Regions from separate parts of the Homo sapiens genome. Here regions 1 and 3 are each linked to region 2. Evidence: chromatin loops called from intact Hi-C (ENCODE). Cell type or tissue: K562. All regions are shown on one strand.

What was found. Hi-C counts contacts between places; a loop is a spot of excess contacts. Peaks named below come from ENCODE experiments on the same cell type or tissue, not always from the same donor. Only the 100,000 strongest peaks of a DNase experiment are listed, where the experiment ranks them.
Region 1: a loop joins it to region 2, with 3 times the contacts of the local background. A loop is called at or near these places in 3 of 110 quality-filtered maps.
Region 3: it touches region 2 in a loop (6-fold over the local background); 2 of 110 quality-filtered maps call a loop at or near these places.

Annotation. Positions count from the first base shown.
Region 1 is chr4:177,544,498-177,552,497 of GRCh38, forward strand. All of the region lies in intron 1 of AGA-DT (AGA divergent transcript), which reads left to right. Among named protein-coding and RNA genes, the nearest start is that of AGA-DT, 100 kb to the left of the region's middle. In K562, a CTCF peak has its summit at 3,713 (motif pointing left); no DNase peak of the experiment used is centred here.
Region 2 is chr4:177,377,611-177,385,610 of GRCh38, forward strand. LOC105377558 (a long non-coding RNA gene) reads right to left here and starts at 3,744. Exons shown (of 3, transcript XR_007058384.1): 1 at 3,705-3,744. RefSeq lists an enhancer at 3,365-3,659. In K562, a CTCF peak has its summit at 3,525 (motif pointing left); a DNase peak (open chromatin) is centred at 3,511.
Region 3 is chr4:177,245,498-177,253,497 of GRCh38, forward strand. All of the region lies in intron 1 of LOC105377557 (a long non-coding RNA gene), which reads right to left. Among named protein-coding and RNA genes, the nearest start is that of NEIL3, 60 kb to the right of the region's middle. In K562, a CTCF peak has its summit at 4,786; a DNase peak (open chromatin) is centred at 4,784.

The DNA.
Region 1 (8,000 bases), 170 kb after region 2:
AATTGTGGTTTTTGCCATTGCTTTTAGTGGCAAAAACCACAATTACTTTTGCACCAACCAAATACTAAAATAAACTTTTTTCATTATATAAATTTGATACCATGATATAGACTTAAGAAATCAAACCTTAAAAATATCTAGTTCAAATGGCATACTATTATAGTAAATGATGTAATAATTTTAAGCAATTAAACATTATCACTTAACCATATTCTCCTACATGATTGGCATTTTAATGCAAGTAGTGTCAGTTAAAGAGAAAAGTTCTTTTGATAAAAGCTCTATTGATATAATAACTAAAGTCAAAGTTAATTCTAAATAGTAAATAAATCGATCAATGCACATTTATTGGGGGTAATTCTGTGTTTTCTGCACAATTCCAGAGTTGCGGAAGATAACATAATTCCCTTTCGAAAGCAGAAAGAAAAATACAAGGGAATTTCTAATTAAATGATTGATTATATGGCATAAGTGTATTTGCTATAGAAGTTAAGAAGAGAGCTATGAAAGCGGGAATGAAAATTTGAACTAGCAAGGTTAGATCAGATTTAAATGACTGGAAGAAAGTAGGAAAGATATTTTTGGCAAACCTAAAAGCTGGGATTGAATGTGTGAGGCTCTGAGGTGAGGCCACTCTGTGAGTACAGCTGTCAGTGTATGTTGAAGTGAAGCAGGATAGGGGCTAATGTGGAGAATAGGGCTAAGTTATAAAGAGACCTGAAGGCCATGAAAACAAACAGAGGTAGGCTGGGCGTGGTGGCTCATGCCTGTAATCCCAGCACTTTGGGAGGCCGAGGCAGGCAGATCACCTGAGGTCAGGAGTTCAAGACCTGCCTGACCAACATGGTGAAACCCCATCTCTACTAAAAATACAAAAATTAGCTGGGCGTGGTGGCGGGCATCTGTAATCCCAGCTACTCAGGAGGCTGAGGCAGGAGAAACACTTGAACCTAGGAGGCGGAGGTTGCAGTGAGCTGACATCCTGCCATTGCATTCTAGCCTGGGTGACAGAGCGAGACTCTGTCTCAAAAAAAAAAAAAAAAGAAAACAAACAGAAGTAAGAACAGGTAGAGATGGGCAGGGAAACAAAACATTTCTTGGTTGTATTGTACAAATTATAATCGGTAACATTCATTATTAGCTTAATTATTAGCCGAATATTGTGCTAAGAATTTCACATAAATTACATAATCCTCATATCAACCTTGTAAGTTGGTATAATGATTGTTATTTTAAAGATGAGAAAACTGAGACACACAGAGAATAAGTCACTAGGCGATTATACACAGGTAGTATATGGAAGAATCAAGATTTAAAGTCAGGCAATTTAGCTTCCAAATTTCTATACTGAGATACTTTACCATCCAACATCGCGAGGAGGCTCTCGGCCTAAAAAGTTACACAACCCTATGAAAGAGGTATTATTATCCTAATTTTCGAGTTGATATACTGAGTGTCCACAAATTACTACTATGGCAGTTAAAATGGAAATTTCTACTTACCTGAAAGCACAATACAGCATTTACTCTGAGTTCAATTGCAATAAAAGGAAAATATTTAATCAATAATTTAATCAGTATATAGAGACAGCAATACTGTGTGCCAAACACCGTTGGTGGTACTAAAGATATAACTTGGGGACTTTGTAATTAACTAAATATTTTGTTATACTTATTTCTTCATTTATCTATATGCATTTTATATGCTCAGCTACTAATATTTTCTTTTTTTCATTATTTATTATACTTTAAGTTCTGGGATACATGTGCAGAATGTGCGGGTTTGTTACATAGGTATACATGTGCCGTGGTGGTTTGCTGCACCTATCAACCTGTCATCTAGGTTTTAAGCCTCGCATGCATTAGGTATTAGGTATTTGTCCTAATGCTATTCCTCCCCTAGCCCCCCACCCCCTGACAGGCCCCAGTGTGTGATGTTCCCCTCCCTGAGTCCATGTGTTCTCATTGTTCAACTCCTACTTATGATTGGGAACATGTGGTGTTTGGTTTTCTGTTCCTCTGTTAGTTTGCTGAGAATGATGGTTTCCAGCTTCATCCACGTCCCTCCAAAGGACATGAACTCATGCTTTTTTATGGCTGCATAGTATTCCATGGTGTATATGTGCCACATTTTCTTTATCCAGTCTATCATTGATGAGCATTTGGGTTGGTTCTATGTCTTTGCTATTGTGAATAGTGCTGCAATAAACATACATGTGCATGTGTCTTTATAGTAGAATGATTTATAATCCTTTGGGTATATACCCAGTAATGGGATTGCTGGATCAAATGGTATTTCTGGTTCTAGATCCTTGAGGAATTTTCTTCTGTCAACATTTACTTTGGTTTATTCTGAATTTCAGCCTAACCATTCCCTACCCTTATGCTTTGAAGACAAGACAGGAAACAGGTACCAACAAGCACAATACCAGTGATGAAAATCACAGTTGTAAGTTTCCTCTGGTGTGGAGCCACCTAGTGAAAGTAAAAGCAGATTGTTAAATATTTCAGAAGTTTGATGGCTGATTGTTATAGTTTATAGTTTATATGTTATAGTTTATAGATTGTTATATAGCTTGAAATTAGCCATCACAGGGTGCATCTACATCACAGAAATTGGCAAACATTACTGACAGTATGATTGATATATATATATATATATATGCTATTAAATGTGTATATATGTAAAATGTGATATATATGCTATTAAATTTGTATATATATGCTATTAAATGTGTATATTATATATGTGTGTGTATATATGTGCTATTAAATGTGTATATTATATATGTGTGTGTGTGTGTGTGTGTGTGTGTGTGTGTGTGTGTATCTGTTCTATTTTCAGTGGCTCGCTGCACAGAACTGCCAGGGAAGAAGACTTTTTATTTGGGTGAAGTCAACCAGAGGGATGAGAGCCAAACCTCAAATCCATCTCTCCAAATTGATTAAAATTGGTGTGTTGACATAGTGGGGGGGAAATATAACTACATGTGGGAAACAGGAATTAGAGGAATTAGGGAAGGGTGAGGAAGCAATCACGATTGATGGGGGCTCTGGCTTCTCCTTGTCTGGGTGCCAGGATCTGGTGAGTCCCTTGCCTGAGGTTTGGTTTCCTGAGGAAGGAACCCAGAGGAGACAAATGTTAAGTTTCAAGTTTCAAGATCAGGAGGATCAATCTCTATGTTTATTGAAAAAACCCCATAAATATCAGTTCTATGGGAAAATTGGGCCAGTTTTATATAAATATGTGTAATATGTGTACGTATAATTTTGAAGTGCTTTAGTAACATAGTTGCTTTGTTCATTTATTGATTCCATAAATACTGAATATGTATACATATTGTAAATATGTCATCTGTATACACACAGGGGCACACACACATATAGGTTTTCATCCATTGTTCCTGGCTCATAACTCCCGTAGCCTTTGTAACAGTTTTTATAATGCTGTGGCTCTTTAGGTCTCAAAAAACAGAAACTCTCTCTCTGACCTTCTCCTATTCTCCTGTCAGCAGCCCGAGACAGGACTCTAATCTTCTTTCACCATTCTGATTGTGGGTTATAAGATCCTCATTTCAGAAGGGGTCCTGGCCCTTAGCCTGGAAAAAGGAATACAGCACAGAGAAGCCAAAAAGAATCTGGACAAGCCTTGCTGGGTTTCTGTTCAGCCTATTAGTGTTAGAGAATACCCTTTTTGTCCAATCATACTTCTCCCTGGTGGTCAATTCTGTCTATGCAGTGAAGTCTCCATTAAAGGCCCAAGAGGACAGGGTGCAAGAGAACTTCTGGATAGCTGAATATGTGGAAGCTGAGAGGAAGGTGAACAAGAATTCATCTATGTGCTGGGAAGTGGTGCACCCCAACTCCAAAGGGACAGAAGCTCCTGTGCTTGAGACCCTTCCAGACCTTGCCTTGTGTATCTCTTCATCTGGCGGTTTATGTGTATCCTCTAAAATATCCTTTGGCATAAACTGCTAAACATCATAAATGTTTTCTTGAGTTCTATGAGCCGCTCTAGAAAATTAATTGAACCCAAAGAGGGGGCTCTGAGAGTCCCAATTTGAAGCCAGTGCATTAGAAATTCTAGAGGCTGGGGTATGCTGATGGGAAGGAGGGGGTGGTTTTGTGTGACTGAGCCCCCAACTTGTGGGATCTGAGGCTGTCTCCAGATAGTGGCTGAATTGAATTGAATTGGAGGGCACCCAGCTGGTGTCTGCTGCAGAGCTGATTGCTTGCTTAGTGTGTGGGGAGAAACCCCACACATTTGGTCACAGAAGTCTTCTGTGTTGCTTGTGGTGATAGAACAGAGGAAAAACAGTTTGAGTTTTTCCACTATCACAAGTACAAATGAGGGCTTTTTTTTTTTTTTCAGTCTAGCTGCCAGTACACCACTGCCCTCCTCCTTTGTGAGATCTTTGTAGGTTCTATTCTCATTCTTTCAGATGCCTGGTATATTTGTAATTTGCATCCTGTTATTTGTATCTTTTTTTCCTATCAAAGAGAGCTCACAAGAATGGAGAAGGGGAAGGGAATTAATATTTCCTAAGCATCTGCTGTATATCAATTACTGTGCTTAACTGTACATATTATTTGATATTCATGATAACTCAGTGAGTTAATTATTACTCCCATTTTCAGGCTAGAAAACTGTGACTTAGAAAGGTTAAGTTACATTTCTGTGGTCAAACATATAAGAACTGAAGTTGAGGGCGGGCACAGTGGCTCACACCTGTAATCCCAGCACTTTGAGAGGCCGAGGTGGGCAGATCAGGAGGTCAGCAGACCAAGACCATCCTGGCCAACATGGTGAAATCCCATCTCTATTAAAAATACAAAATTTAGCTGGGTAGGGTGGCACGTGCCTGTAATCCCAGCTACTCGGGAGGTGCCACTGCACTCCAGCCTGGGCAACAGAGCGAGAGTCCTTCTCAAAATAAAAAAAAGAACTGAAGTTGAATTTCTTATATGTGACTTCAAAGTCCACAGTCTTTCCAGCTGGTGAATGTGTCAGTAATTTAGGCTTCTGGGTTTGTTTAGAGTGGCTAATTTTGAAATGCTTTAGTAACTGTTTTACATAGTTGCTTTGTTCATTTATTGATTACATAAGTACTCAAGAGATATGGCCGGGTGCGGTGGCTCATGCCTATAATCCCAGCACTTTGGGAGGCCAAGGCAGGCTGATTATGAGGTCAGGAGATTGAGACCATCCTGGCTAACATGGTGAAACCCCGTCGCTACTAAAAATACAAAAAAAATAGCCGGGCATGGTGGCGGGCACCTGTAGTCCCAGCTACTCGAGAGGCTGAGTCAGGAGAATGGCGTGAACCCGGGAGGCAGAGCTTGCAGTGAGCCGAGATCGCGCCACTGCACTCCAGCCTGGGCGACAGAGCAAGACTCCGTCTCAAAAAAATAAATAAATGAAAAAAAAGAAATAACTGGGTCCCCATCTGACAATGAGAAGCACATTTAATGCCTTAAGGTAGGAATGAAAGAGGCAGACACCTGAACAGAGAGAGCGGGTGTGTGGAAGGCATTGTTTCCTAATCACAAGCATTTGAAAAAGGCTTTTTGGGGAAGCAAATATAGGCCTCTTGACGTCCAAGAAATCCTACTGCATTCCTATTCCAGTTAAGGCTGAGCCTGGAAACAATGTTTAGTACCTGTTCTCTTAAAGACCTTTCATACCACTTCAGCTGTAAGTTAATAATGGAGTCTTTGTATAATAAAAGAGTAAAAATAGACTTGTTTTTCTATTACATTTTGTTTTTGGTTAGGGAGGAAAAAAACGTGAAGCTGTATCAAGGTTGTATTTGTCCTAATAAATTTTGCTTTAGATTCATTGACGTTCAAAGGCACAAGTCTCCTAAATCTCAGCTCTGCTATTTGTTACCTACTTATTACATTGCACCTGTTGATAACTAGCTCAGCTTTTTGGCCCCACTTTTCTCATCTATAGTTTCACTACTGTATGAATACTCACCTTACAAGGCTGTCTGGCTATAGATAATGTACATAGTCTCTCCAATCTACTTTTGTACCCAACTTCTATCACTTTCCTGTGGAATCCTTAATGTTAGTAAAACTTTTCTCCTCACTACGCTTTGATCAGTCCTTTGGGATTAACTTTCCTGAAATGCCTCCTTTTCTCTTTGTCCCTTCAGTCTCCAACCCGAAGGCCCAAGTCAAGTTTAGTACCCTCCCAAATCCTTCCCAGTCCATGATATCTGCTTTAGATCTCTTCTATTCTCTTCTGAGTTTAGACTTGGTCTTCCTTTCCTTTACCTATTTGTAATTATAAACCATCATTAGCATCTCTTGTAGCATTGCTTTGTGCGGTTACACATATCTTTCCCTTTTCTTTCCAACAAGATTTTAATTACCTAGAGGTTGGGGTTGTTATGTTTCTTCACATTTCTCATAGAGTGCAACACACCTGAACAGTCTCAAACAGCAGCAACATTAATATGTACTAACATTCATAATCCTTCCATGAGCATTGCATACAGAACTGTGCACAGGGTGAATGTTTAATAAGTATTGCAGTAATTACTTATTACTTCTGTGTTAATTGTAGTATGTTCCGAGGATCCAACCTCTGCAGCACTTTTGCTCAGTTTCTTGACCTGCATAAATTCCCAAGAAAATTAACAAAAAGTTTGTTATGGTCTGAACTATGTCCTTCCCAAGTTGATAGGTTGAAATCCTAACCCCCAGTATCTCAGAATGTGACTGTATTTTGAGATAGGGTATTTGAGGAGGTAATAAAGGTTAAGTGAAGTCATTAGTGTGGGACTGGTGTCCTTATAAGAAGAGGAGGTTAGAAGACAGGCACATACAGAGAAAGGACCATATAAAGATACAGGGAAAAGACACCTATGTACAAGCCAAGGAGGGAGGCCATAGAAACCAACCCTACAGGCTGGGCGCGGTGGCTCACGCCTGTAATCCCAGCACTTTGGGAGGCCGAGGCGGGCGGATCACAAGGTCAGGAGATCGAGACCATCTTGGCTAACACGGTGAAACCCCGTCTCTACTAAAAATACAAAAAATTAGCCGGGCGTGGTGGCGGGCGCCTGTAGTCCCAGCTACTCGGGAGGCTGAGGCAGGAGAATGGCGTGAACCTGGGAGGCGGAGCTTGCAGTGAGCCGAGATTGTGCCACTGCAATCCGGCCTGGGCTAAACAGCGGGACTCCGTCTCAAAAAAAAAAAAAAAAAAAAAAAAGAAACCAACCCTACAGACACCTTGATCTTGAACTTCGATCCTCTAGAATTGTGACAAAATAAATTTGCTGTTTAAGTCACTCAGTCTGCGTGTGTGTGTGTGTGTGTGTGTGTGTGTGTGTGTGTGTGTGTGTGTGTTTTCAGTCTGGCAAACTAATACATCATCTTAGAAGAGCAAGTTTGTCTGCATCTTTTCATTGTACAGCCTGCTTCCCTTTGGATCTGGCCCTTTCATTTAGGTTCTGGGAGGAGCCAATGAGTTCAACTGCTTAGTAGTTTGTTTTGTTTTGTTTTGTTTTTTTGAGACAGAGTCTCGCTCTGTCACCCAGGCTGGAGTACAGTGGTGTGATCTTGGCTCACCACAAGCTCCACCTCCCAGGTTCACGCCATTCTCCTGCCTCAGCCTCCCGAGTAGCTGGGACTACAGGCGCCTGCCACCACACCCCGCCAATTTTTTTGTATTTTTAGTAGAGACGGGGTTTCACCGTGTTAGCCAGGATGGTCTTGATCTCCTGACCTCGTGATCCATCCACCTTGGCCTCCCAAAGTGCTGAGATTACAGGCATGAGCCACCATGCCCGGCCTTAGTGGTCTTTTTGAGAGAGCACAGAGAGGCAGGAGACCATGGTGGGTATGAATGGATTGCTCTGCAGTCAGACTTTTTTGACTTTGAACATCAGTTTAATCACCTGTTAGTTGTATATTCTTGGGCAGATTAATAGATTTCTTGTTTTTGTTTTGCTTTTTTTTTTGATTCGGAGTTTCACTCTTGTCACCCAG
Region 2 (8,000 bases):
CAGCCTAACGTTTTATATTCGGCTCCTAACATGTTCTGGCACACGCCCTGGAATTCAACTTGCATAATGTCGAATGATGCTGTGAAAATCCGCTTCATAGACACACAATGGAAATTAGGTACTTTACATGGTAATTTTTAATGGAACTATTTCAAGAGAAGGGTAAGAGAAAGTTAAAGGGTATCAAGAATAAAGCAAGTAACCTGGTAACTGAGAGTTAAAAAAAATGGATGAAGAAGCCATCAAAGATTATAGAAAGGTCAGGAATATGGAGCTTTGAAAAATGGAGAGGTAACATAGTATAGCATCAGAATTCTAGATCTTCTGAAACTCGCAGATTAAAGATTTAAGAAGGCTATAAATGAGGTAGAGGTAGGATTTGATACAGAAAATGATTAAGATATAAATAAGAATCTCAGCATAGGCAAGATGCTGGTAGGGGGTATATTAGAAATGCTCAGGAGTGGATGACATGAAGAGGGGGAAATGGCAAGTTCAAGTCAAGGATAACAACTATTTTTGGCCTTGGGAGAAAAATAAAATGAGAAAATCTGAAGGAAAAAAAGAAGCAAAACCAAATCATGATCAGGCATAACTGGAAGGTAAATGACATTCTTTAAAAAATGAAGAACAAATTGACAAAGTTTAGGGAGATAACAGATTCAAACTAGGAACTAAAAAAGGTATCTGCCTTGAAATAGGTTTGAGACCAATATAATCATCATATATTCTCGTGAGAATCCATGGGATTCACTGGGAGATCCAAAATCAGGATTAATTGCACTCATGAAAGAGGCAATGAGGCAAGACTGGGAAATATTTTAAAAATTATAGAAAAACGCACCAAAAAGAGAGCTGTGCTTTGGAAATAAGGGCATGCATAATATAATCCAAACGGTATCTTACTCCTGGAGGCTCACCTCACCATTAAGGTGTCTGAGGCTCAGCTTTTAACAAGTATACTTCTTCTGATCTTCTAATTAGAGTGTGTTCATGAGAAACAGAAGGATACATAAGGACTTAGACAACATGTTAAGAATAGATTGCAATCATTCCTGCCTTACCAATTAGAATTATTTTTCCAGATCTCCTCATTAATTATAAAAATGGAAATTATTGTACTTGGTGCTTTACAATAAATATTCAAGCAACTGGAGCTGTAAAATATAACCTGGCAATTTAAGTGATTTATTACAGCAGCGTAATGCTTGAGACATTTCTATTAGCTGAAAACCTGAAATATTTCTAGTAAAATATTTAACCAAAAGAAGGTCTCTTTAGGCCAAGTAAAACCAGAGCACTTGTAACTGAGAAAGGTGGATTCGTCCTCTTCCTTCTGTCACAAAAATATCATCAAAATTACCTTTTACCATATTCCATTATATAAATAACACAACTTTGTATAATGTTATACATAAAAAGAATAGGAAAAATGAGAACTGAGTGCTAAGTGAATTACTTCCAGTCATTAGAAGAAACATAGATTTAGTAACATTGTGTCATTGTAATTGTTATGTTATGATACTTAGGTTTCTCATTAAATGATACCCATGTGTGGAATATTGTCCTAAGAACAAAAAGTGAACAAAATAAAGTAGTAAAATGAGCATTTTAAAATGACCCTTTTTCACCAAAAAGGTGTTATTAAATTATAGGTAATTTTCAATGCATTAATATTTTTGTGGTTTCTAATTAACTTTCTTTAATGGAAAAGTACTATATCACCAGAAATCACACATCATTTCAAAATTCATTGATAGTTTATACTTATTACTGCAAGATGTAGCTGACCTGGTCATTTTATTTAGTTGAAAAGAAAACAATAAAGCCAAATATAATTTTGCATGAGTCTATAATGAAAGTGTTTTGGAATGTGTAGATTTAATTGTACCCAATCTAACAACATCAGGCACAGTTTTCAACTACAGGGGGAAAAGGCAACAACCCTGTCTCTGTACATGGCCTCCTTCTTATGGGAAAGTCTTGCTAGAGTCTCACAATACAGACTGCATTTTACATTTCTTTTGATATTGACTTAAATAGCTTGTTATTGACAAAGGAAGAAATAGGTCAAAGAAACCGTTATAGTCACATCAAGCCTGTTCAGGGCTGTAAGGTTTCACTAATTGTGCACATTTCTCCGAAGTGAACGGTAGCAAATCCAGCCCTCACCACATGCTCTCTGGCCTGCCTCGTTTTGTATTGAGCCATATTTTAAATTACTTGTCAATATTTATAATTGGAAGGTGTCACTTGAAAAGCCTAGATTTATGGATCCTCTTTAAAAATCAGAGATGGATCCACATTCCCCCATGGGCTCCCTCTTTCTGTAAGGTACTTGATCACTTTCGTCCCAGCCCTAACTATTCCTTGTTGTCCCTCCAACACTGAAAGAACATCGATTGTCCTTAAACAACTTTCTAGCTCACACCCATTTTACTTCTCACATTTATGTCACCTGCCTGGCAGTGCATGTGTGTTTGATGCCCACTCTACGAGCCTGGAGGATTAGCTTTGTCATGCCTTATTCCTCGACCCACGATCATTTCCTAGAGTCTAAGTCTGCATTATCTTCCAGATACCATCTCTCAGTGCTTGGAATAACTTTGAAGATTTTTCTGTCTTTTACGTTGTAAATTTAACCTGCACAGTGAAAAGATGTGGATTTATTTTCATTCAGCTTCCTTACTTAATCCATTCCTTCCGTTAATGTTCTGTTTTATATTTTTAATATCCTTATGTCCTGCATGGGAGGTGAATTCCTTTTAAATTAATATTTTAATTTATTTAGTCTCTATTTAATTTTGCCTAGTCCCAAGGTTATTGCATATATTTAGATTTTGTCTGCTTTTCTTTTCAAAAATGTTATCTGTTTCTTTTCCCTAACCATTGCTATTTTAACATGTGTTTGCTATGTTCCTTCACTGAGACTCCTAAACATACTTATTTTAATGTAATTTTCAGCATACTATTATTTGTCTTTCTTCCAGAGTGAATTAATCTCCTGATGTTTCTGTTTTTATTTTATTGACTGTCTTTCCTAGCTTTGCTTTTCCTTATGATGCAGGAATTTTTCTGAGCCCCTTTGCTGGGCTCGCGGTAGAAGACCACCGCATCTACTCAGCGCACCTAGCCGCGCCTGAGGGCAAGTCTCTGGCGCGAATCCCACAGCCACTGTGACTGCGGTGAGAGGCAGCATGTGAGTGAGCGAGTGCGGGGTCTGGCCAGCTGCTCCCAGCATCAACATAGGAGCAGGCTCCATGTGCGGCCCGCGGCCAAACGAGGTGTCACCCCAAGGGGAATGTGGTGACCCACTCAGGCAGGGATGCCCGTGACCCCGAAGCCCCAGAGGGGGTGTCACAGTGTGCTAATTAGCTCTTTTAGTTCTGCTCCCCACAGCCCAATGGACAGTGGTGTGTTAGCAGCTCAATCAGCCCCTTGCCCTGCTCTAGTCCACGGCTGCGGGACTACCTCGGCCCCGCCACTGCTTCCGGTGCATGGAGCAGCTGCCCTCTGCTGGCAAAGGCAGAGGGCCACAGTGTTGCAGCCTTTCCAGGCACCCATGTTTGCTGGGTCCTGAGCTCTTGTCCCACATTCATGAAGAATGAGGTCATGCTGACAACTGAAGGGTGATCAGGGCAGAGAATTTTATTAAATGACAAAACAGCTCTTAGTGGAGAGGGGACAGGAAGGTAGTCTCTCACCTGAAGTTGGGTCATCTCCCCCAGTATGGCTGAGTCTAGGATTTTTATACTCATAGATGGGGGAGGGGCGGGCCAAAGGTAGTATTGGAAAACGTAACATTCCATTGGTTAAAAAGCATTATTCAGAAAGAACCAATCAGGAAAGGACAGGCAAACAGGAACGGAAGTTCCCACTCTGGGTCACGTTTTTCATCCGGAACCAGCAGTCCAGTCTTTCAGCCTTCAGGCTGTTTTTGACTTGAAGGTGGGATATCACAAGGGACCGGCCCCTATCTGCCTAGGCATTTGACTGCCTCCTGTCACTTATCACTCATATGTTTAAATTTTTATTTTGTTTTAGGTAAGTTTATATATCCTTTTTCTACATTTGGGTTTTTTTTTTTTTTTTTTTTTGGCATTTTCTTTTGCTTTAAGGGTACTCTTTATATATTAGCTTAATTTGCCCATAGTGTGGTCAGGGGCATGGTGTGTTAGCACTTCCCCGAGTGTGTGCAAACCGGGCCAGGCTGTGACAGCACCTGGGCTTGGCCCCAACCGCACTCTAATATCAGAGTGGGCTCCTGGAGTGGGGAGAGGCCAGGCAGTAGGAACAGAGAGGGCTTTCCTGGGCCCGGAGGGTGCAGACTACAGAGATGCCTGGGTCCTGTGCCTGGGAGGGCGGGACTCCTGCCCACTCCATGGCGCATGCAGGCAGCCCCGGCCACACCTCCTTACAGCCTGGGGTTGGGGCTCCAGGTCCTCACTGGGCCCCTCTCTGTCTGCCCTTCCATGCCTGACTGGGCTGCTCCCCTGCAAACAGGTGGCTTAGCCTGGCCCCATCGTGGCAGCCCCCAGGGCAGGAGGCTCTGGGAGGTCTCCCACTTGTCCCTGGCTCCCACCGGCAGTGTGGAACATGGCAATGCCCCAGGCCCAGCTCTGCCTCCTTCCTGCGTCCTCCTCACAGCAGCCAGTGTGATGGCAGTGGCTGCCCTGGACGGTCCGCCGCTGCCATCATCAGCATCTCTGAATCTAAATTGATCAGAAAACACTCTCAATCACATAGTTGGTCTCATTTTAAATTTAATTATTTATTTTATTTTTGTGTAGAGACAGGGAGGGTCTTACTGTGTTTCCCAGGCTGGTCTCAAACTTCTAGCCTTAAGTGAGCCTCCCACCACATCCTCCCAAAACACTGGGATAACAGGCATGAGCCACTGCACCTATAGATAAAACTATAGATTTAAAATATTAAAATAAAACTATGGATTTATTTTAAATATTCTCTTTTGTCCTAGAACATCAAACCTCTAAAAGCCTTCCATATCCTCACTTTCAATTGTCTATATCCTATGTCACTAAAGAAACAGAAGCAATCAGAAGAGAACTTCCATTAGCTTCCTCTGTCACCATCTACCCACCTGCATTGAGCAAGTTAAATCTTATTAGTGTGCCTCCTCCAGAGAAGTACTTCTTCAGTGGCAGTGTTTTAATGATGTAAAGAAGTCTTTATTAATCAGAAAGAAATCTTACAATAAATAATTTGGGAATGCAAATGTCTTTATGATCTCATACAATTTTATTATTCCACCATAAGTACTATTATTTTAGATCTTTGAGATCACTGATAAATTACTTAAACATCATAGTATATTACAAAGTTGAAGTGTCAGTCGCTTCGTGAGCCCCTGATACTGTCTTCAGCATTGCCCTTCTTAGAAAATTGATTCATTGACTGTTTTGACCTCATTGATCTTGATATATCTCCAACATAATTTCAGGGATGCATTATAACTGAGGCTGATTTGAAATTATTTTCTCTTAAATAGCATCACAGAATGAACCTGATATTAGGAAATCTATGACATTAAGTAACATTTTTTAAAAGACTTTTTACATTCATCCCTCAAGAAGTAGAGCGCATGTCCTTTTTCTAGCAGCTGCAAATGACAACCTGCACAAGTTCAACAATCCACAACTATATACATGGCTACTATGCATGAATCTGATGACTGCAAAGGATTGGAAGAAAAGTTATAAATAGGTGGTCAGGGAAATGTCACCTTAGTTCTGAGACTATAGAAAAACTTTTCAGCTGTACCTGGAGAATGTAAAAACTACTGCTTAATAAATGAGTGTTTAGTCAAGGAGAGAGGGTTTTTCGTTTTTCATACTCTACTTGATCTTAACGGGCTCTTTTATTTTTCAAGAGTAGTCTATGATAACTTACTTTGGCATTCTCTCCTTGAGAGCTAAAATTCTGTAACTCTATCAAGCTGGTTGCTTATTGCTCTTCTGTGAATAGCATACTCTGTCCAATCTATTTCAAAGGACAATACTCCAGGCATAACATATGATGCAAATATAATGTGGCGATCTGACTTTCAAGAGGTATTTCCTAAGAAGCACGTTTAAGCAAGAGCAGCATGCCACAATCAGCCCTTGTATGTATTATATGAAACCGACTTAAGTGTTACAGAGTAAAGTAACAAACTTAACTTTCTCAAAAACAGATCATATCCCAAAGATTGAAAATATCTTGTTCTCTACAACTTTTAGCTCATAAGCTCAATTCTCTACCTTTCCCTGAGCATGGTTTGATGCTCCTTAGACCCCAAATGGAGAAGAGAGTCCTTCTTTCATGGTTTCAGCTCCACTTAAGAGATTCATGGTAGGTGGCTTAGTCCTACTGCTACAACAAAAATACCCCAGGCTGTGTAATTTATAAAGACAATACATTTCTTACTCACAGTTCTGGAGACTGAGAAGTCTGAGATCAAGGTTCCAGTAGATTTGGTGTCTGGTGAAAGCCTGATCTCCGCTACCAAGATGGCACCTCGTTACTGCATCCTCACACGGCAGAAGGATAAGGCAGCTCTGTTCAGCCCCTTTTATAAGGGTATTAATCCCATTCATGAGGTTGGAGCCTTATAAAATGACTTGTTTCACAAAAGACCCCACTACTTAATAATATCAGGTTCCAGCATGTGAATTTTGGGGGGATGCCAATATTCAGACCATAGGGACAGGTTTCTCCCACTGTTCCAGATATCAAACCTGGAAATGTACATTGTATAACACACCCAAGACCAAGAGGATAAACAGAACTAAGGAGGTATATTAGGAGATCCTCATTCAGGCGGGGCGTGGTGGCTCATGCCCGTAATCCCAGCACTTCGGGAGGCCAAGGAAGGCGAATCACCTGACATCAAGAGTTTGAGATGAGCCTGGCCAACATGTTTCTACTAAAAATACAAAACTTAGCTGGGCGTGGTGGCACACACCTGTAATCCCAGCTACTCAGGAGGCTGAGGCAGGAGAATTGCTTGAACCTGGGAGGCGGAGGTTGCAGTGAGCCGAGATTGCACCACCGCACTCCAGCCTGGGTGACAGAGTGAGACTCCTTCTCAAAAAATAATAATAATAAATAAATAAATGTTTAAAAAAAAAAGATCCTCATTCAGTGTGTCAAACATAACAATCACCTGATATAACTATAAAGATAGCAGTCAGCCAAGTTATCACAAAGAATTTTTAGGCAATAAACAACAACAGTACCAAGCAAAGCATGATGTGCTTTCTAACATTCCTCCTCAAGACCTAGCCTCTTCCCAACCCCTTAGATATCATCACATATGTGTCAGTAGCAGTCACTCAATGACAGCATCTCAGAGTAAATTCTGACTCCTTGCTGTAAAAATCAGAACAATTTTCCCTACAGCGGTCAAAATGTTTGCATCTTCCTCTCTACATATCAGAATCAAATCTCTGGTTCAGGTCACACTCATCTATCTCATAGCTGAATGACTGTAATTTTCTCCACTGTGAAAATCATCTCTTTGGTCTTTCAGTTCTGCTTGACTATGTCAAAATCTTACTGGCTTCCTTTGGACTTCTGTATTAAATTCCATTTCCGCTCCCTCGGTTTCTTTCTGTTTACTCAACAGCATTACAGCACTCATCTAGCCAGGCTTTGCCACCTGCCCCTTCGGTTTAGAGCAGCAGTTCTCAAATGTTTTGACCTCAGAACTCCTTTACATTTTTAAAAATTAATGAGAACCAAAATGTTGATGTGTGTTCATTCTATCTATCACTATTCATTATATTAAAAATTAAAATGGAGACATTACAAAAATATCTACTTATAAACCCTTCACATGTTGACATAAAATATTTTTATTAAAAAACTATTTTTTCAAAACAAAAACAAAGCAAGAAGAGTTATATTGTTTTATATTTATGCAAATCTCTTTAATGGCTGGCTTAAGAGTGTTGGATTCTTATTTCTGCTTCTGAATTCCATGTGGCAATGTCTTCTTT
Region 3 (8,000 bases), 130 kb before region 2:
TAAAAGAAGAGATAAAGTCATTTCCATTTTGCTGCGTTCAGAAAATAATTTTCCTACCAAAAATAAGACTCTTGTCTAAAACAATACTAACCTGGACAAAATGTGGCTGGTGGCTCCATGAATCTAATAGCAAAGATTAGAGATTCCTTTGAAATTGATAAATTATCAAATTTATGTATGATGCTTCCACATTTATGTTTAGGTAAAAAATGGAAAGACTTTTTTAAGAGAAAACCAAGGGTTAAAATTGAGTTATTCTATAGAAACATGTTATTTTAAAACATAACTTGTAATCATTTAAATAGCTGAATCCCAACAATTTTAATTTACAAAATTATTTATCTTGTAAGTAACTATGATTATTTTCCCTAGACTTCCAACTGCACTTTCAACTAGATGTTCAGATATTAGCTAGTGCCAACGTTTCGTATTTATAAAATCGCATGCACTCTGTTGCCATTTAGCGTAGTGAATACCCATTTGTAAACAAAGTGGTGATACATTATGATAGCCAAAGGGCAAAGCTTTACCTGAACAGAGATTCATCATCTTTTAATGCAGCACAGCTTGCTACTTGCAATATCATCAAGCACTCTGAAAGGTTCTTGTCAGAGATTGATGACCTAAACAGTCACTGAAACTTAATAACAGCGTTAACAACTGCAGGTCGATCTCACACACCACAAAATAGTGCTTGTGTTTTTCTCCATGCTTATTTTTAGCCAAGTTATATCAACATTTTGACCAGAGAAAATGTTGGACCAAGTTACAATTTTTTATTATTCCGTATTAGTAATCATAGACGGCATAGAGGTTGCTGTATTAGCAGTACCACAGCAAAAATAATTCACTTGCAAAGCAACTACAAAACATTATGCAACAATTCATTAATGGGTTTATCCAGGTAGCTTTACATTGACTCTGTGACACACGGAAAGCACTAAATGGAAATCTAGAGAGAAAATAATATGATGCTGGCCAGTATGTTTTAATGGTAATTATGTCCAAAAAGTTTATGAAATATTTTATTCATGCCACTGCTAACAGATACCTATGAGATAACTGTATCAAAAAAGATGATTTTCTGGTTGTCTTTTTCTTTTTCCAGAAAATGTTTTGTTTCCTATTATCAATTTGATAGTTTGATGAAAGCATATTTTGCTGGAAGGTACCTCTACTCGAACTAAAAAAAAAAGTCCATGTATATTTTATGTCGCTGATTTCAATAATTTCACTGAGAAGTATTAGAAGTAATGGTGTGACTCCTACGAACCAAGCATTATTAGTTAAAGACACAACTTCTGCAATGCTCCAAAAGCAACTGAACTGTAAACACCATGGATGATTCACAATCAGTTCATAACTTACTATTTTTATCCTTTTTCAGAGCTCTGTGCATGTACATAAAATTCAAGAGCACAACTGAATAAAATACAAATCACTGAGTGACTATTTAAAATTTAAATTTTGTTGTGAGCATTATCAACAAAGGCGGGCCATTAAAAAGGTTATTTCTTTACCGGTGAATTAATGATACAAGGACAACCAGTGTAAACTATTCTGCAGACAGGCCAATAATGAAAACATAGCTAAAGCAGTAAAGCTTGCCAACTACTGATGAGACTCAGGAGAAATTTCTTAACAGATGTTTCCCTGAGCAAATATATACTTTGCCTACTCTGATTATGATGGCCTTGAGAATTCGTGATTTGATTCAACACTCAGCTACTCTTCAGCAGCCTCATAAAAATATGATTCGTACAAAGGATATATTCTATATTTTCCCTTCCTAAGAACCAATATCTAACATATTTATAGTTCTCAGTCCCATATGGTGAAGCAGTGGTCCAACAGCACTGTTTATAACAGTATAATTAAGGTTGTGTCAGCATTTTATTATGAAAGGAAGGAGGCGAAGCCTTTTTGGATTTTTTTCTGTTTTCATTTTATAAGCTTCCCTTAGTTGAGTGCCCACTGACTGCAATAATCTGCTTTGACCTTTCATTTGCTTCCTGCTAAGATTTTTTTTGTTTTGTTTTTGTTTTTGTTTTTATTTTTGTTTTGAGACGGAGTCTCGCTCTGTAGCCCAGGCTGGAGAGCAGTGGTGCGATCCGGGCTACTGCAACCTCCGCCTCCCAGGTTCAAGCGATTCTCCCACCTCAGCCTCTGGAGTAGCTGGGACTACGGGCGCCCGCCACTATGCCCGGCTAATTTTTGTATTTTTAGTAAAGACGGGGTTTCACCATGTTGGCCAGTCTGGTCTCCATCTCCTGAGCTCAGGTGATTGGCCCAACTCGGCCTCCCAAAGTGCTAGGATTACAGGCGTGAGCCACCGCACCTGGCCGAAAGAGACAAAAAAAAAAAAAAAAAAGCAAAGCAAAACAAAAAAACAGGAAATTGTTCCTGATAGATACTTTAACCTTGCAGGTTCATGTCTAATCATTATTATATTCTGCAGATTTCTTTCTTTCTTTCTTCTTTTTTTTTTTTTTTTTTTTTTTTTTTTTTTGAGGCGAAGTCTTACTCTGTTTTCCAGGCTAGAGTGCAGAGTGCAGTGGCGCAGTCTCGGCTCCCTGCAACCTCCGCCTCCCAAGTTCAAGTGATTCTCCTGCCTCAGCCTCCCAAATAGCTAGGATTACAGGTATGCACCATGATGCCCGGCTAATTTTTTGTATTTTTAGTAGAGACGGGGTCTCACCATGTTGGCCAGCCTGGTCTCGAACACCTGACCTCAAGCGATCTGCCTGCCTCAGTCTCCCAAAGGGCTGGGATTACAGGCATGCGCCACTGTAGCCGGCCAAGACTTCTTTCTAGAAGGAACATGAGCAGGAAAATATTGGGGAGGTTTGTGATAGCAATAAATGTATACAGAGAAGAGTGAGGGGGTCACAATTGTTGAGTCTCATTATAATGCCTATCTTGGGCATCTCTGCATTTTTACTAATATCTATTTGTGTGTATTAAAGCCCTAGTAGTTTTAATCCTTTCTTTCTAAAAATCTTCCATTGTCTAATTTTGTATGCAATGAGAAATATTAAAATATGCACTTACTAGTTGTGGGACTTTGGGCAATTTGTTTAATTGCGCCTCAACCTCAAATTCCCTGAGTATTGAATGTAGATAGTAAGAATATCTACTTCATCAGACTGCACGGAAATTAATCATGCATGTGTTCATGCTCAGTGCCTGGCATAGGATTTTCACCCATATCCTCTCCATCCTTACCTACTATGGCTCCATTTTAGTTACCACCAAGGTCTCCCCATTCTGCAGCTGCCTGGCTTAAAGTGCGGGTATCGAACTCTCTACCCAAAGCCAATCCTTTTTAAACATTCTGAACTGTTCTTTTTTCTTTGTATTCTAACACAAGCTACAAATTAACCACATCATGGTTAATTTGATGAATACATTATCCTCTAAGATTAATAAATTATCCTCTAGGCTCTATGAAGGGGAAAGACCAAGTCTATTTTACTGACACGGTGCCTCATGCCTGGCATAGAGGTATGTGTTTCATAAAATATTAGTCTTTAGCTATCAAATAGTTACGACATTATGCACAGTTACACAACTACTTAAATGAGAATAATTCATCTTTGAAACTAAATTCAATTTCTGATAAGGCTTGTAAGTGAAAAAAACAAACTGGTTCTGATTTTTTTTATCTTAACAGCTTTTACATGAGTCATATTAGAACACTCCACTTTCTTTTCCTTTTTTTTTTTTAATGCAGAGACAGTGTCTCTCTATGTTGCCCAGGCTGGTCTTGAACTCCTAAGCTCAAGCAATCCTGCTGCCTCAGCCTCCCAAAGTGCTGGGATTGCAGGTGTGAGCCGCCGTGCCCAGCCAATACTCACACTAAAACTGAGAGACATGTACTGTTACTATCAAGATGTACTAATCAAGTTGCCTAAACACAGTGAATGGCAGAAAACCTAAAATCCGAGAAACCTTGAGCCAAAGAAGAATTCAGCACACCTCTCTACACTGCCTTGTCATAGCTTGGATGTGTTACTAAATGCCTTTTATTGCTAAACCAAAATTGTCCCCACCCCTGCTCACTCCTAATTTATATCTGCAGGATCTCCAACACTACAGTGGCATCTCTTTTCCAGCTCTTTTTAAAAGAATAATTGCGTTTGCATAATTAAAAAGAAGAGGTATCTGGCTGACTAATATTTTCCACTTATATTTTGAATATTATGCATTTTTAGGTCACCTAAAAATATGAACCAACAATTTCTTGTACAATTTACTGAGAGTCCAGTGATGATTTGGCTGTACCCAAAATTTATCAATGGCAAATAACCAACGGAACAACCTTTCACCAGAATGTTGCAATCACTAGCACATATTCTAGGCTTTATTAATCAGGTATTTTTTTTCATTTGTATTCTCAAATTTGACAGGCAACAGATTCAATAACATAACCTCTAGAAAACTAGCATTAGTACATTGTTATCCCAGAATCTAAATATTTCATTGTGTCCTGATAGACAAGAACATTCAGGTCTTTCAAGTCAAGGATTTCCCTCTTACCAAGAGATAATTCACATGTGCCATCCTCCCTCACCAATTGTAACATTCTCAGAGGTGGAAAGCTGCCAGAGTCATTAACCGGCTCTGCATTATGCCATTTCTCTTGCTGTCTAACCTGTCACCTCCATGCCTTCTGCAGTCTTTCCTCTCCTTCAGACTCGCTCTCAGACATACGTATCAGTAACTGGTGCCTCGCCTTCCTCCCGCCGCCTAACAGGCTGCTATTCTGCCATCGCCCTCCTGGGAGCGCTGCTGGACCGTGAGCCCGCTCTGGATGTTTCCCGCTGAGTTCCTGCCAATCTCCAACCAGCCCAGGTTGGAGCTGTTAGAGCAAGAGTGTCTGCTTTTAACCAGTGCCATAGGCCATGGATTTTACTTCTGATTCTAAACGACAGCTTGTTTATATAAGATACAAACGTTGGGCACCCTAAAGGTAGCTAAGTTCTTTTTTCTAGATGGTAGTTTTGCAAAGAACATACATTATCAATGCAAACCTATTAGTCTTAGCTCTTCGTTATACAGGACAAAGTAAGCCTCCTTTTTGACTAAATTTTATTAAAACGTTGTTGCTTTTTTGCCTTTTAATTCATAATATTTTAAATACACATGAAATAGTAAAGAGTTTATTAATTCTATCATATAATTATGTATTAATAAAAGTTTACATCTGCATTTCACTGCATGAGAAGTCCTCATAGTAAATATTGTCCTAAATATCTAAATACATGTTTTTTAACATTTACATAGCCAATGAGCATTGTGTAGCTTTAAAAAGGTTCCTTTTGATAACTTCCATCAGCGATACTGTGAAGCACTTAATAGTGTCTCTGTCACGTCTTTTCCTTTTCTTCCTAGTAACACACAGTTTCTAAATTTGCTTCTTTTACATATCATATTTATTTACAGCAAAACATTTTCATTTTAAATACTTTTAAATGTAAATATGGTTTCTGTTGTCCACATGGTATCTGTGATACAAATGAGCTAGTTGAAGTAATCAAGAAAACATCTGTTAAAAGAATAAATATTCTTTTATAAATGTGCTATGTATTATCATGACTATCTATTGCTATGGAAGTGCAAAAAGCAGACTAACATTTCCAAAACATAAATAGGATAATGTCACATCCTTGCTAAAATCTTCCAGTGACTTCCTATTGAAATTAAAAGTGTGTAAAATTTTGCATGGTTTACATTGTGGACGTGATATGCCCCTCTGACCCCACTCTCCAGCCTCTTCTTGCTGTGTCCTGCGTTCCTTTTCCCTGCCCTGCACCCAACTCCTAAGCTCTCACTGCGATGCACTTCCTCCAGTTCCTTCAACAGTATAAGGCTGCGTGCACCTGCTCTGCCTCGGCCTTGCACAGTTTCCTTTATCTAGAATGCCTTCCCCGCCCTTTCTTGGCCAACCACTCCCCTCCTTTCAGGTCTCAGCTTAAATGTCATTTCATCAGAGTCCCATTCTGACTTTCCCTCCACTGCCGTCTCTCATAACACCCTCTGCTGCTCTGTCACAGCACCTGTCACATTTGTGGGATTTGGTAGGCATTTGTGTGAGTAGATGTCTCTCATTTCCACTAAAGTTGAAGTGGGGACCATAGCTTACTGTAAAAATTTGGCTTGTAGACAATGGCTAATTAGGCTCATAATGGCCCTCTGCTAACTTTTTGGCTCTATTTTTCTCATATGTAAAGTGTGATGATGGTTCAGTGAGTATATGTACATATTGTTTTTATATACACATTTTTATATATGACATATATACACATTTTTATATATGACATATATACACATAGTGTATATCTTTGGAAAAATTACGTTTAGTAATGATACTGTGAAACACTTCATGGTGCCTATCACATATCTTGTCACATACTGTGTGTATATAATATGTATATGAGAATATATATAAATATACATGCATCATTTATAAAAGGACCATAGTAATTATTACGCAAGTGCTTACTTACATGGTATTTTGTTCATTACCAAATGTCCAATGGCTACCACATAGTAACCTTCAAAAAGTATCATTATCTGAATTCGTGAGTGAAAATATTTTCCTTGTCCTTATAGGAAACTAGATACCAAACATTTCCAGTCCACTGGGACAAACATCTTAATTTTCTTGAGAGTTGTGGAATAAGAATAGCAGTGAGAACAAGTGGAATGGGGAATGCAGAGGACAGACCTTTGAAATCCGTTTCTGTTCTCCCTTGCCATTCTCTTCTAAACTTCAGGGTTCAAGGCAAATCTGGTATATAATCAGGTTATGATCTATGATGGCTATTTAATGCACTTATTTATCAAATATCTTTTGACTACCCACTATGTTCTAAGCATGATTCTGTCAGAGATATAAAAGAGAATGAAACCCACAAAAATTCCTGCCTTTGCAGAACACGCCTTCAGTAACAGTGGAAATTGAATGAGACACCTTTAGCTTATTCCCATCACTTTGTGGATTTCTAAAGTAAATGTGATGGAATATCTTGAAACCCCTCCCTGGAAAATTTCAGACCTATTTAGTCAAGGCTCCTAAAGGACTCTGGAACTTCAGAGCTGAGGTCTGGAAGTACAGTCATAGAGGATCTAACTGAATTAATGAAGCATTTCCCAAAGCGTACACTGTAGTGATGGGTGTTACCTCAAAATGCACAGTCCATGGACAAGTATGAAGAACAATGGTTTAAAAAAGAAGCTTTTTGATAATTATTATTACAGGTTTTCTTGCTTTGTTGTGATTCACTTTATGTTAACTCTGGGACTTTCTCACTAATATATCTATTTAAATACCAGTTCAGTCTTTTCCTACTGTGTGCACTTGGGCAAATTACTAAACCTTCCTCTGTTTCAGTTTCCCCATCTATAAAATGGGAATTATAACAGTTTTTCCTCATAAAATTATTCAGGATTGTATGAGTCCATACATGTAAATTGTTTAGTACAGAACTTGGCACATGGTAAGTACTTAATAAATGTTAATTTTATTATTATTATTTGTTTATTCATATTTATTTATTTATTTGTTGGAGACAGGATCTCTTGCTCTGTAGCCTAAGCTGGAGTGCAGTGGTGCAATCGTAGGTCACTGCAGTCTTGAGCCCCTGAGCTCAAGCAATCCTCCCGCCTCAGCCTCCTGAGTATCTGGGACTACAGGTGCATGCTGTCATATCCAGCTAATTTTTAAATTTTTTGTAGAAACAAGGTCTCACTCTGCTATCCGTGCTTAAACTCCTGGCCTCAAGTGATCCTCCTGTCTTGGCCTCCCAAAGTTCTGGGATTACAGGTTTAAGCCACAGTCCCTGGCCAACATTTGTTAGATGTGTCCTGATTACACTGATAAAGACTTTATTACAGAACTTGATTTCTATAGAATATCCTTGAGAGATATTGAACTTCATCAGGACATTAAACTTTCTGAAAAAGCCAATGAGGTCCATTCTGGCAACTTCAAAAAG